2 separate regions of the Homo sapiens genome follow, and region 1 is linked to region 2. A link is a contact called in ENCODE Hi-C or POLR2A ChIA-PET data. All regions are on one chromosome and are shown on one strand. Each heading gives the region's core, a stretch centred on a gene start or an enhancer-like site at or near the end of the contact. The rest is flanking DNA. Distances are from core to core; before and after follow the strand shown. Region 1 overlaps ZBTB16 (zinc finger and BTB domain containing 16). Region 2 holds the start of CFAP68 (cilia and flagella associated protein 68).

Evidence for each region. A loop is a pair of places that touch in the nucleus more often than their neighbours do. ChIA-PET counts read pairs that join two places held with the same protein, here RNA polymerase II (POLR2A). Pooled maps may share reads with other maps.
Region 1: a pooled map shows a loop between it and region 2 (9-fold over the local background). The contact joins the enhancer-like site here to the promoter of CFAP68 in region 2. A Hi-C loop is called at or near these places in 4 of 50 pooled maps. POLR2A ChIA-PET finds 5 or more read pairs at or near these places in 2 of 52 experiments (activated T-cell and activated naive CD8-positive, alpha-beta T cell).

Annotation. Positions count from the first base shown.
Region 1 is chr11:114,157,804-114,163,102 of GRCh38, reverse strand. All of the region lies in intron 3 of ZBTB16 (zinc finger and BTB domain containing 16), which reads right to left. Among named protein-coding and RNA genes, the nearest start is that of ZBTB16, 100 kb to the right of the region's middle. RefSeq lists enhancers at 2,525-3,024, 3,025-3,526. Within about 2 kb of position 2,947, at least 30 of the 41 ENCODE cell types and tissues checked have a DNase peak (open chromatin) inside an H3K27ac peak, as active enhancers do.
Region 2 is chr11:111,876,004-111,880,799 of GRCh38, reverse strand. CFAP68 (cilia and flagella associated protein 68) reads right to left here and starts at 1,259. Exons shown (of 4, transcript NM_022761.3): 1 at 1,195-1,259. The coding sequence starts at 1,239. It overlaps FDXACB1 (ferredoxin-fold anticodon binding domain containing 1), which reads left to right and starts at 1,635. Exons shown (of 5, transcript NM_138378.3): 1 at 1,635-1,839; 2 at 2,088-2,244; 3 at 3,789-3,992; 4 at 4,161-4,319; 5 at 4,696-4,796. The coding sequence starts at 1,668. RefSeq lists enhancers at 1,382-1,851, 1,348-1,967.

The DNA of each region.
Region 1 (5,299 bases), core at 1,698-4,197, 2.3 Mb before region 2:
TTTTGTTTTCCTTTTCCTCTCTCCCGTGTACGGGCTTGGACGGTAGTCAAGCCTGCATTAATTTCTGCTTTGGGTACAGTGTGTTCTTGGAGGCGCATCTGCAAGCGATCATAAACTCTCTGGAATGCTGGCAGAACATCCAGACCTGCCGGCAGGCCAGTGACGACACCACTCTGGGAAAAAGTTCGGGAAGCAAGCCAAATTCAGAGTAGGGAGAGAGAGAGAAAGAGAAGTGTGTTCAAGAGCGAGCTGGGGGAAAGTGGCTCCCTTCACCCTTTCCACTCTCTGCATCCGCATCACCCATGCGGACCGAAGGGAGGGCAGCCTGGCCTCTGAGCCACCCCCATCTGATCTTCTCCACTTCCTTGACCCAAAAACCAAAGGCGCCCCCACATAAGGAATGTGGAGGGAGTCAAGGAACATGAACGAAGTTTCTTCCTGGTCATCTCCCGGGTTTGCCCTGATGGTAGGAAGCTAACCAGAAGGGATAGCTGGTATTGACTGGAGAGTGGGCAGAGGGTGCATGGATTGGCCATGGGCTCTCACAAGCCTGGGCAGCCCCAAGTCTCTTGCTCTGAGCAGATACCTAATCTGGGAGGAGAGAGGTGAATGGGAGGAGAGACAAGATGAGGGGAAGCCATCTTTGGACTCAAAGGCACCTCTCCCATCATCAGCGTGGGGACCACCTCGCACTGTCTCCTCCCAGTCACAGGGAATTTTCCAGCTACCTCTCTTCCCCCATCTTCTCTGTCTTTGAGGAGAAGAAACTGAAACCCACAGCTCAGTGCTCCAAAAAAGAATAAATAAATAAAACAGAACAAGGACAAGCCACAGATCTTTGCCATCTTGTAATGCTTTTCTTCTTCCGTCCAACCGCGACAGAGGAAAGCCTAAGAGATCCAATCTGAAGGACTCCTCCAGCCCTTTTCCCTGCCAGGAGGATGACCCAGGTCCCAGGTGATAAGCCCCAGCCACTCCATGCTGCTGCTGAAATCAGAAAATCTATCAACGAAAGCCTTCATTCTTTCCCCATGGCTCTAACTCTGGGGAAGAGCCTCATCTCAGGGATGCTTCTCAACAGCCAGGGCCTACAGTGCCTGACAAGGGCAAGAGAGGAGTGGAAGGATGGGGCCTCCCACCTGGCAGAATGGGGCCACAGGGCCCTAACCAGCACAGAAGGCACAGGCCTCTCAACACTCCAGCCACACCCCAACACAGACGGCCAGTCTTCAAGTTCTCCAACAGGCTTTATTCACCTTATATTCTAGCCTAGTCTACATAAAAAAAAGCCCAACAGTCCCTTCTATTCCAGACACAAAAATATGTCACCCTCTTACTCAGTCCTTCAGTGGCTCTCCAGTGCTTCAGGGAGAATGCAGATCATTTTGCTATTCCTTCCACAGATGTATCTCGTCCATCTCTTCTAAACCCTGCACTCTGCTCTCTCCCTGCAGGCCCAGCCTACACTCGCAGGTTACACCACCCACTTCCATAGGTGGCTTCGGCTTCCCCTCACCGAGTCCTTTCAAAATGCTGTTCTGTTACCCTCTGGCACAAAACACTCTCCTACTCTGAATTTCTCCTAGATTTCTTAGCACTTTGCACACATTACCATCTTGTATGATGATTGCATAGTCATACTCATCTCCCACTCTAGACTTAAGCTCCTTGAGGGCAGGGATGTTGTAGCAGTCTTCACTGTTAAGTGCACAGAGCCTGACACACAATTCGTGCTTATTAAACATCCTCTGGCTCCAAAAATGAATGACACTCCCAGAATAGGAGCAGGCCACATGAATACTCAAACCCTAATCGTATGCAGCCGAGTCAAAAATAGGGACAAGCAGTTCTAGGCATGCTCACTTATAAGCCACCAGGACGTTAAGCCAAGCTGTGGGAAATCTACCTAATGGGAAACCTTACACTGGCCCATCTCAGAACCAATTTGAGTCACTGCATGTGTCTGTGGTCTCTGCATGGACACCTCAGAGCTAGGAATCACTTCTCGTGTTACGACAAGGAGTGGCGAAGAGACAGTGGATCAACAGATGCTTCAATGCCAGATCCCCAAAAGGGGTAAGGTAGCAGAGGGTGAGGAGGGAGGTTTCAGAGTCTTCCTGGGACACAGGAAGGGGAAGGGCCACAGTCCTACACCCAAGCTTCACCCTCCATCAGGGCTAGCTTTGCAAAGCCTTGGAGGTCATCTCTCTTCCCACCCCAAGCCTCTTTCCCCAACACGCAAACCCTTCTGACCCCCAAAACCACCTCTGAGAATGCAGGGCCTGGCCAGATCATCTCATTAGTTAATGAGTTTGGTTATTGATAGTTAGTTTAAACTTATTGTGATCATCAGGTATAGCCCATAAACACTTGATTAATTCACACATTCGAATTGAAATTAAAACTTCAATTAAACTGAAATTCACTACTACCATTTAGGCTCTTTTAAAAACCCTTAAAACAGAAAGTAAGGGAGAGAGAAAAAGGGAAGGCACTGTCTCTCAGAAGGGCCTCCTACAGGGCAAACTTCTAATTAAACAAATTGTCAATTTCAACACAATGAAAACTGATTTAGCAGTGTAAATTTAGTATTCTAGTCACTGAAAATAAGACCTGCATTGTCGATCTCCTGCAGGCTGATTTCGCGTGATAGGGAAATGAAGAGGAGAGGAGGACGACAGGGAGAGAAAGGAGGAAAAACTGCGAAGGAAGAACAAGCCGGAGCTCCGTCTGCCTTTCAGAAATGACATCTCTGCGGAATTCAATGCGGCCTATTCTCAAGCATCGGAGAAACTCTTTTCTTGCCTCCTCCTTCACCCCACCCCAACCAGATTAGAAAAAAAAAATTAATGGTGTATGATGACAAACTTGGCTCAGCACTCACTGTACATACTGTACCCACAAGTCTGGCTCGCAGCCAGGCCTGGCCTGGAGCCAGGACTACAATAACAAACACAGGCAATGCTCGCCAAGAGGGGGTGGGGCAGCACACAGAGCTAGCCAGGAAGTGAGAGCCGTTCGGCTCTGCTGAGCAGAAGAAAACAGCAGGAATGTGCCAGTGCAAGGGCAGCAACATTTAGGGGGGCAACCACAACCCCTACCCAGATCCTGGACTCACTTCTCCACAGCCTGCGCCTTTTGAAAAAAAATGCTCGCCTCCCCCCCGCCTCCCCCGCCCAGGGTTCTGGAGCAACTACTGTTCTTCCAGGCTGTGGGCTGCTTGAACCCTTGGTCATCTGTAAAATGGGTCTACTCTACAGACCTGGCACACCCATTCTCACTGTCAGCTTTCTTCATGGAACCTTCAAAATAGAGCAGCAGGAAAACCTCACATCATCTAATTCAATGTCTCTTCTAAAACATCACCTAGTTCTGTTTTCAGGCATCAGAACATGTAAACCACTACTGGAATCTGTAAGAAGACCCAGCGCCACCAGCCCAGCCCTCTGACCCCAACTCCCCAACAAGTCCAGGTCACTCCAGAGGCCCCCAGGGCCTGTTTAACAGTGGCCAAACAATTCAGGAAATGGTCTAGCCTCACTAAGCCCTTTGTGCTATTTTATTTTCAAGACCTCTCAGCACGGAGGTGAGGAGTATGCCGGACAACAGAAAGAAAAAAAAGAATAGAAATATCAGAATATAGGCCGTGAGCTATCTGCAAGGGTGAATTAAAACACTACTATGACTCATCGCACCTGCCTAATCATCAAATCATCCTTTCCAAGGGCATTGGCAAGTGACTAGCAGAGGGACAAATCATTTGACACAATCAGCCTTCAGTGCCCAGTAAGACAGGCATGGAAAGGAAAAACTAGGAAAAGAGGACCCAACTCCCAAAGCCTCTGGAGCAGCCATATGAGATCAGGGGACCTGGAAGCAGCATCTCAGGTGGAACCAAAGTCAGCTTCCCCAGGGAACCGCCAGCTCCGCAGGGCAGTTGCACAGTCACACTCTTGTCTGAACTGGGGACACCGGGCCCACCTGACATGAGTATGCAAGCAACCCTTTCTTTTCTGCAGCCGCTTCCACCAGCCCCACCAATGCTGCTGATGTGTGATTCACAGCAGAGACACTGGCTAACTCACACTGGGTCACACCGCCTGGAAGAGGGATACAATACGAGCCAGGGGCTCCTGGCTGTCCCCTCCAGTGAGTCCTTAGGACATAAACAGTTCCTACCACAGGAGGGACTTGTCCGGAGAGAGGAGTGTCCCTGTTCATCGGCATCCCAGGCTGCATCATTCACTCAACAAATACTTCTTGGCACCAATAATGTGCCAGGCAGTGTGCTGGACATAACGTGGACAGGATCTAACCCCATGACATGTTAGCTATGGTGGTATGTATTCAAGGTGAGCCTCACAGCTTCTCCGAGATAGCGTTAAATATTTTCATTTTACAGATGAGGATACTGAGGCTGTAAGAGCTTATGGTTCTTGCCCCAGATCACATCAGCAGTAGGTACGTGTCCAAATTCCTTCCACCATGTAACCCCGCCTCCCAAGTAAGAGAGATAAGTCCATAAATAACTGTAACACAGAAGAAAAACTGCACCCAAAGATAGCTTCAAATAAAGAAACATGGGCACAGAAAAGGCACGACTGCTTCTGGCTGGAGGTGGGGAACAGCTGGGGATGGCATCATGGAAGGGACCTTGGAAGATCTGGGAAGATGGGAGATGGGTTATTCCAAGTAGACAGAATGGGGCAAACAAAGCCACAGAGCCCAGAAAGCAACAAGCCCATAAAGCAAACCAAGAAAATGAGTCTGGCTACAGCACTGGACTCAAGGAAAGAGCAATAAGAAAGGACGCTTACTGCGGCTGAGAGGGCAAAGACGCTTTACCAACAGGCTAGAAGTGCACTGCCCCAGAAGTGCCCAGCACCACACAGGGGTCTAGGGCAGGACGCACCACACTCTGCAGTAAGGCAGTGGTGGGCTAAAGCAGAAAAAATCAAGACCAAGAAAGCAAGGGAAGGGTAGCCAACCTGGTAGGCAGATAGTTCATGAAACCCGCCACACTCTGAACCTTAAGTAGCGTACAAAGCTGAAGGGAAGCATGAAGATACAAGGTGTAAGTCCCTAAAACAGAAGAAAAAGTGTACGTGAGTGTCAAGCAGATCCGGACGCAGAAATGCCTGGAAGTTAGGGCTCTGGGCTGAGGTGAGACACATGGGCAGGAGGAGGATGATTCAGTGGAGCCAGGGGCAGGGTGGGGAGGGCCCACAGGAAGGAAGAACAGAATGCACGAAGACATGGGGACAGTAGACGCGCTGAGAGAGATAGCTGCCAGCTGCCT
Region 2 (4,796 bases), core at 10-2,509:
GTCCTGATCCAGACCCCAAGAGACACAAGAAATAATTCAAGGTGAGTCTATAAAGCATAAGGAAGTTTATTAAGAAAGTAAAGGAATAAAGAATGGCTACTCCATATGCAGAGCAACCCTGAGGGCAGCTGGTTGCCCATTTTTATGGTTGTTGATTATATACTAAACAAGGGGTGGATTAATTCATACCTCCACTTTTTAGACCATATACGGTAACTTCCTGACTTTGCCATGGCATTTGTAAACTGTCATGGCGCTGGTGGGAGTGTAGCAATGAGGATGACCAGAGATCACTCTCATCACCATCTCGGTTTTGGTGGATTTTAGCTGGCTTCTTTACTGCAACCCGTTTTATCAGCAAGGTCTTTATGACCTGTATCTTGTGCTGAGCTATCTCATCCTGTGACTAAGAATGCCTTAACTTACTGGGAATGCAGCCCAGGTCTTAGCCTTATTTACCTAGCCCCTATTCAAGACGGAGTTGCTCTGGTATAAATACCTCTGACATTCTCACTTATAAGTGGGAGCTAAACATTGAGCAAACATGGACCTAAACATGGAAACAACACACACTCCAGGCTACTAACTAGAGTGGGGAGGGCGGGTGGTGTGGGTTGAAAAACTATTAGGTGCAATATACCCATGTAGCAAACCTGCAACCTACCTGGGTGCAATATATCCACGTAACAAACCTGTACCTGTACCCCCATTTGTAAAATAAAAGTTGATTTTTTTTAAAGGCTTACAACGCTCCCTATGACCTGGCCCCTGCCTAACTCTTCAGTCTCATCTGTTACTCTCCCTCCAATTGTGTTTCAGCCAAACTCAACTATTCTGTTTCTCCATCAAGCTTTTGCATATATTGTTCCTTCTGCCTCTTCACGCCTCTTGACTCAGTTAAGATGCACTTTTACCCTGTTAGCTTTCAACTCGGGTTTACTTCATCCAAGGACTCTCTGACCCTCTTCGCCCCCAAACTTGGTAACGTTCTTCTGTGTGCTCCCAGAGCACACACCCTGCCATATCAGAGTTGCCTGTTTTGCTCTGTGCATTCCCCACCAGACTGCAGGCTCATTGAAATCATAGGCCACATTTTGTTCATCCACATATCGTAACCACCCTCACAGTGGCCTGGCACGCAATAGACACTCAATACTCTTTCTTGAACGAATAGAAGATAGGAGATTTAAGCACCTGGAAGAGAAATTTTGAGCAGCAGAGACACTGGGAGGCAGCCATTTCAGACGAGGTGAAAAAAGGTTCAAAACCTTCTGCGTCAGGAGCATGCGAGACACAGTCCAACCTCTTCCTTGGCCTCAGCCCCGCCCCGTTTCTTTCACCCAGAACTCGCCTCACCCCCCTGCGCTAGTGACTGCTTGTGACCTCATGCAGGTGTGATGAAGTCGCTCAAGGCCATGCTTGGGCTAAAGACACTTTGATCTTCCCGAGGGGGTGAAAGGGCGAGGTGACAGGAAAGTGCGCGTCTTGCTTTTGCACTCATAGTTATCATCCACCGGGGAGTCGGTACACCGGCTCGTCTAGACAACCAGGCGCCATGGGTGCGTCATCAACTAGTGACGGGAGAAGACGGGGCGGAGAGAGATCCGTGAAGGAAGTGACGTAAAACGAGCGCCACAGAGAACGCGAGCCGGGAGTCCGTGGAGGCCATGGCCCCTCGGCGCCTCCTGTTGGTTGGGGAGGGGAATTTCTCCTTCGCCGCCGCTCTGAGCGAAACCCTGGATCAGAGCACTCAACTTACCGCCACCTGCCTCCAGCGCCCGGCCGAGTTGGCTCGGGATCCACTGGCCTGGGAGAATCTGCAGTGCCTGCGCGAGCGAGGTAGCGAGCCCGCCCCTCTGCGAAACCCCGCCCAGCGGCCGGCGCGTCCCAAAGTGGAAAGGGTGGGGGCGTGGGGATGTAACCCACGTGGAGATTGTTCTTGATCGTCCCACGGATATTCACATAAAGCCGGCTTTGTGCCCAGACTTGGGCTGGTCTGCACGGTTTAAGTTAGGAAGAGTTTTTCTGTTCCATGTCTTGAGGCATCCTCCTGTCTATATTTTGCGCCCCCAAACTATCTTTGCCAGGTATCGATGTACGTTTCGGTGTGGACTGCACCCAGCTGGCAGATGTCTTTGAACTGCACGAGAGAGAATTTGATCAAATTTATTTCATCTTCCCGCATTGTGGACGCAAAGCTGGCGTAGCTAAGAACAGGGAACTGCTTGCCAAATTTTTCCAAAGGTGAGGAAAGGAGCGCCCTCACAAGGAAAATGTTTAAGATGTCCATAACATAGTTACTGTACCCAAACATAAGGCACACGTGCAAGCTACTATGATATGTTTAGAAGAGACTATAAAGCCCCAAAGGAACCCCAAGTTTAGTTGGAAAGACAGATATATAAACCCTAAATGCTAAATGAAAGTACAAATAATGTACTCTTGGGTGTGTAAAAGAGGATCATTTATTTTTGACAGTGCAAAATAATGAGAGCCATATAGTCTAATGGCTAAGAACGTGCACTTAGAAGCCAGACTGCCTGGATTCAAATCCCAGCCCACCACTTAACAGTTGTTATTTTTTTATTTTTATTTATTTTTATTTTTTGAGACAGAGTCTCGCCCTGTCGCCCAGGCTGGAGTGCAGTGGTGTGGTGCAATCTCGGCTCACTGCAAGCTCCGCCTACTGGGTTCACGCCATTCTCCTGCCTCAGCCTCCCAAGTAGCTGGGAGTACAGGCGCCCGCCACCACGCCCAGCTAATTTTTTGTATTTTTAGTAGAGATGGGGTTTCACCGTGTTAGCCAGGATGGTGTCGATCTCCTGACCTTGTGATCCGCCTGCCTTGGCCTCCTAAAGTGCTGGGATTACAGGCATGAGCCACCACGCCCGGCCAACAGTTGTTATTTTAAGCAAGCTTACTTAATCTTTACATGCTTCCGTTTCCTCAACTGTAAACTAGGGATATTAATAGTAACTAACTGGGCCAGGCGTGGTGGCTCATGCCTGTAATCCCAGCAGTTTGGGAGGCCGAGGTGAGCAGATCACCTGAGGTCAGGAGTTTGAGACCAGCCTGGCCAAAGTGGCAAAACCCCGCCTCTACTAAAAATATAAAAATTAGCTGGCCGTGCTGGCACGTGCCTGTAGTCCCAGGTACTTGGGAGGCTGAGGCAGGAGAATCGCTTGAACTTGGGAGGTGGAGGTTGCAGTGAGCTGAGATCGTGCCACTGCACTCCAGCCTGGGCGACAGAGCAAGACTCCATCTCAAAAAAAAAAAAAAAAAAAAAAGTAACTAACAGCCTCATAAAATTATTGTGAACTGAAAACAGTGCTTTACATGATTATACCACAAGACATGATACTATTGGAGGTGTCCGATGGGGCATAGCTGTCAATAAAGTTTTGACAGAGGTGGTATTTTAAACTAGTATTTGAATTTCAGGAGGGCAGTGAAAAGAACTTTCTAAATGGGAAGAAACAGCCTAAGCAATGAATCATATATAGGAACTGTGCAGATATTGATCTTTCTGTGACATATGCATGAATGACACAAATGCAAAGCAGACCCTGGTCAGCCAATCTTATCAGTGAGTGGGTTGAACATTTAATTTATGCTTCTATTTACTTCCAGCTACTTTCTTTGCATTTTTTGAGGTCTAATAGATTTTTGCACATAGGTATGATTGGATTTTAATTATTTCACAGGCAAACCATGTGTATGTTGCCAACTCCTGTGGTAATTTCTGCTTGTTTATGATAATTAGTTAGTGTTTCTTTTCTCCCTATTAGCTGTGCAGACGTTCTTGCAGAGGAAGGAGAAGTCCACGTGGCATTATGTAGAGGACAAGGTGGAACTCCTGCGGATAAGCCCCAGAGAGAATGGCACAACAGTTGGCAAGTGGTTGCCATGGCAGCCCTGGGGGGGCTCATTTTAAGCGACGTGTATCCATTCAGCTGTAAGGCTGTGGCAGGGTACAAGTGCACTGGATATAGGTAGGTAATAGCATAGGTTTAAGCCTTCTGCGTTTTCATCTCTCTCACTAATGATAACAAAATCTCATAGACAGACTCAATAGGCCCTGCCAATTAATTGATTCGGTCTCTAAAAATACTTGCTTATTTTAATAATGACAGACTTCATATTGGTGTCTATTTTGCCAGGAGTCAAGATAAGTCCTTTCATGTAGAAGGTGCTTTGAACCATATCTTCACCAGGAGCTTACCTTTTGAAGGTTCTCAACCCAGAATCTTCAGGATCAAACTGGGTAACCAGTGGTTTTCCTTTCCAGAACCAGAAGCACTTGTAGGAAAGTTGAACAGGTAACCAGTTATTTTGCTGGAAATCACTTCCATCTCCAGTTGTATCCTGATTGTCTTGATGGCAACCATATATTGAATGGATGGTGCATAAATTGTTAGTGATGTTGGTGCTATGTTTATTTGTCAGCCTGGCCTCCTTAAGCATCTCTAGAATTATAAATGGTCACATTTTCTGATATATTGTAGGGATGGTGGCTGTCAGAGTTCTGAAATACACGTCTGTTTCTCCTTATGGTAGATGATTTCTTTGTTTCCTTTCAAGATCAATTTAAAGATAATTCTTTTCTGTCCAGCTATTTGTATTTTTAATTCTAGCTACATTATAATTATTTACTATCTTAAGTTAGAAAAGTTATTTTTGTGTGTGTTTAAACAGGGGTTTCCTGGAAGCACCTTCATGTCATCCTATCAAAACCATAAATGAGAAACTCATTGCTGAATTAGGCAAAGTTTTCCCGCTAAAAAGGCTGAAGTGTT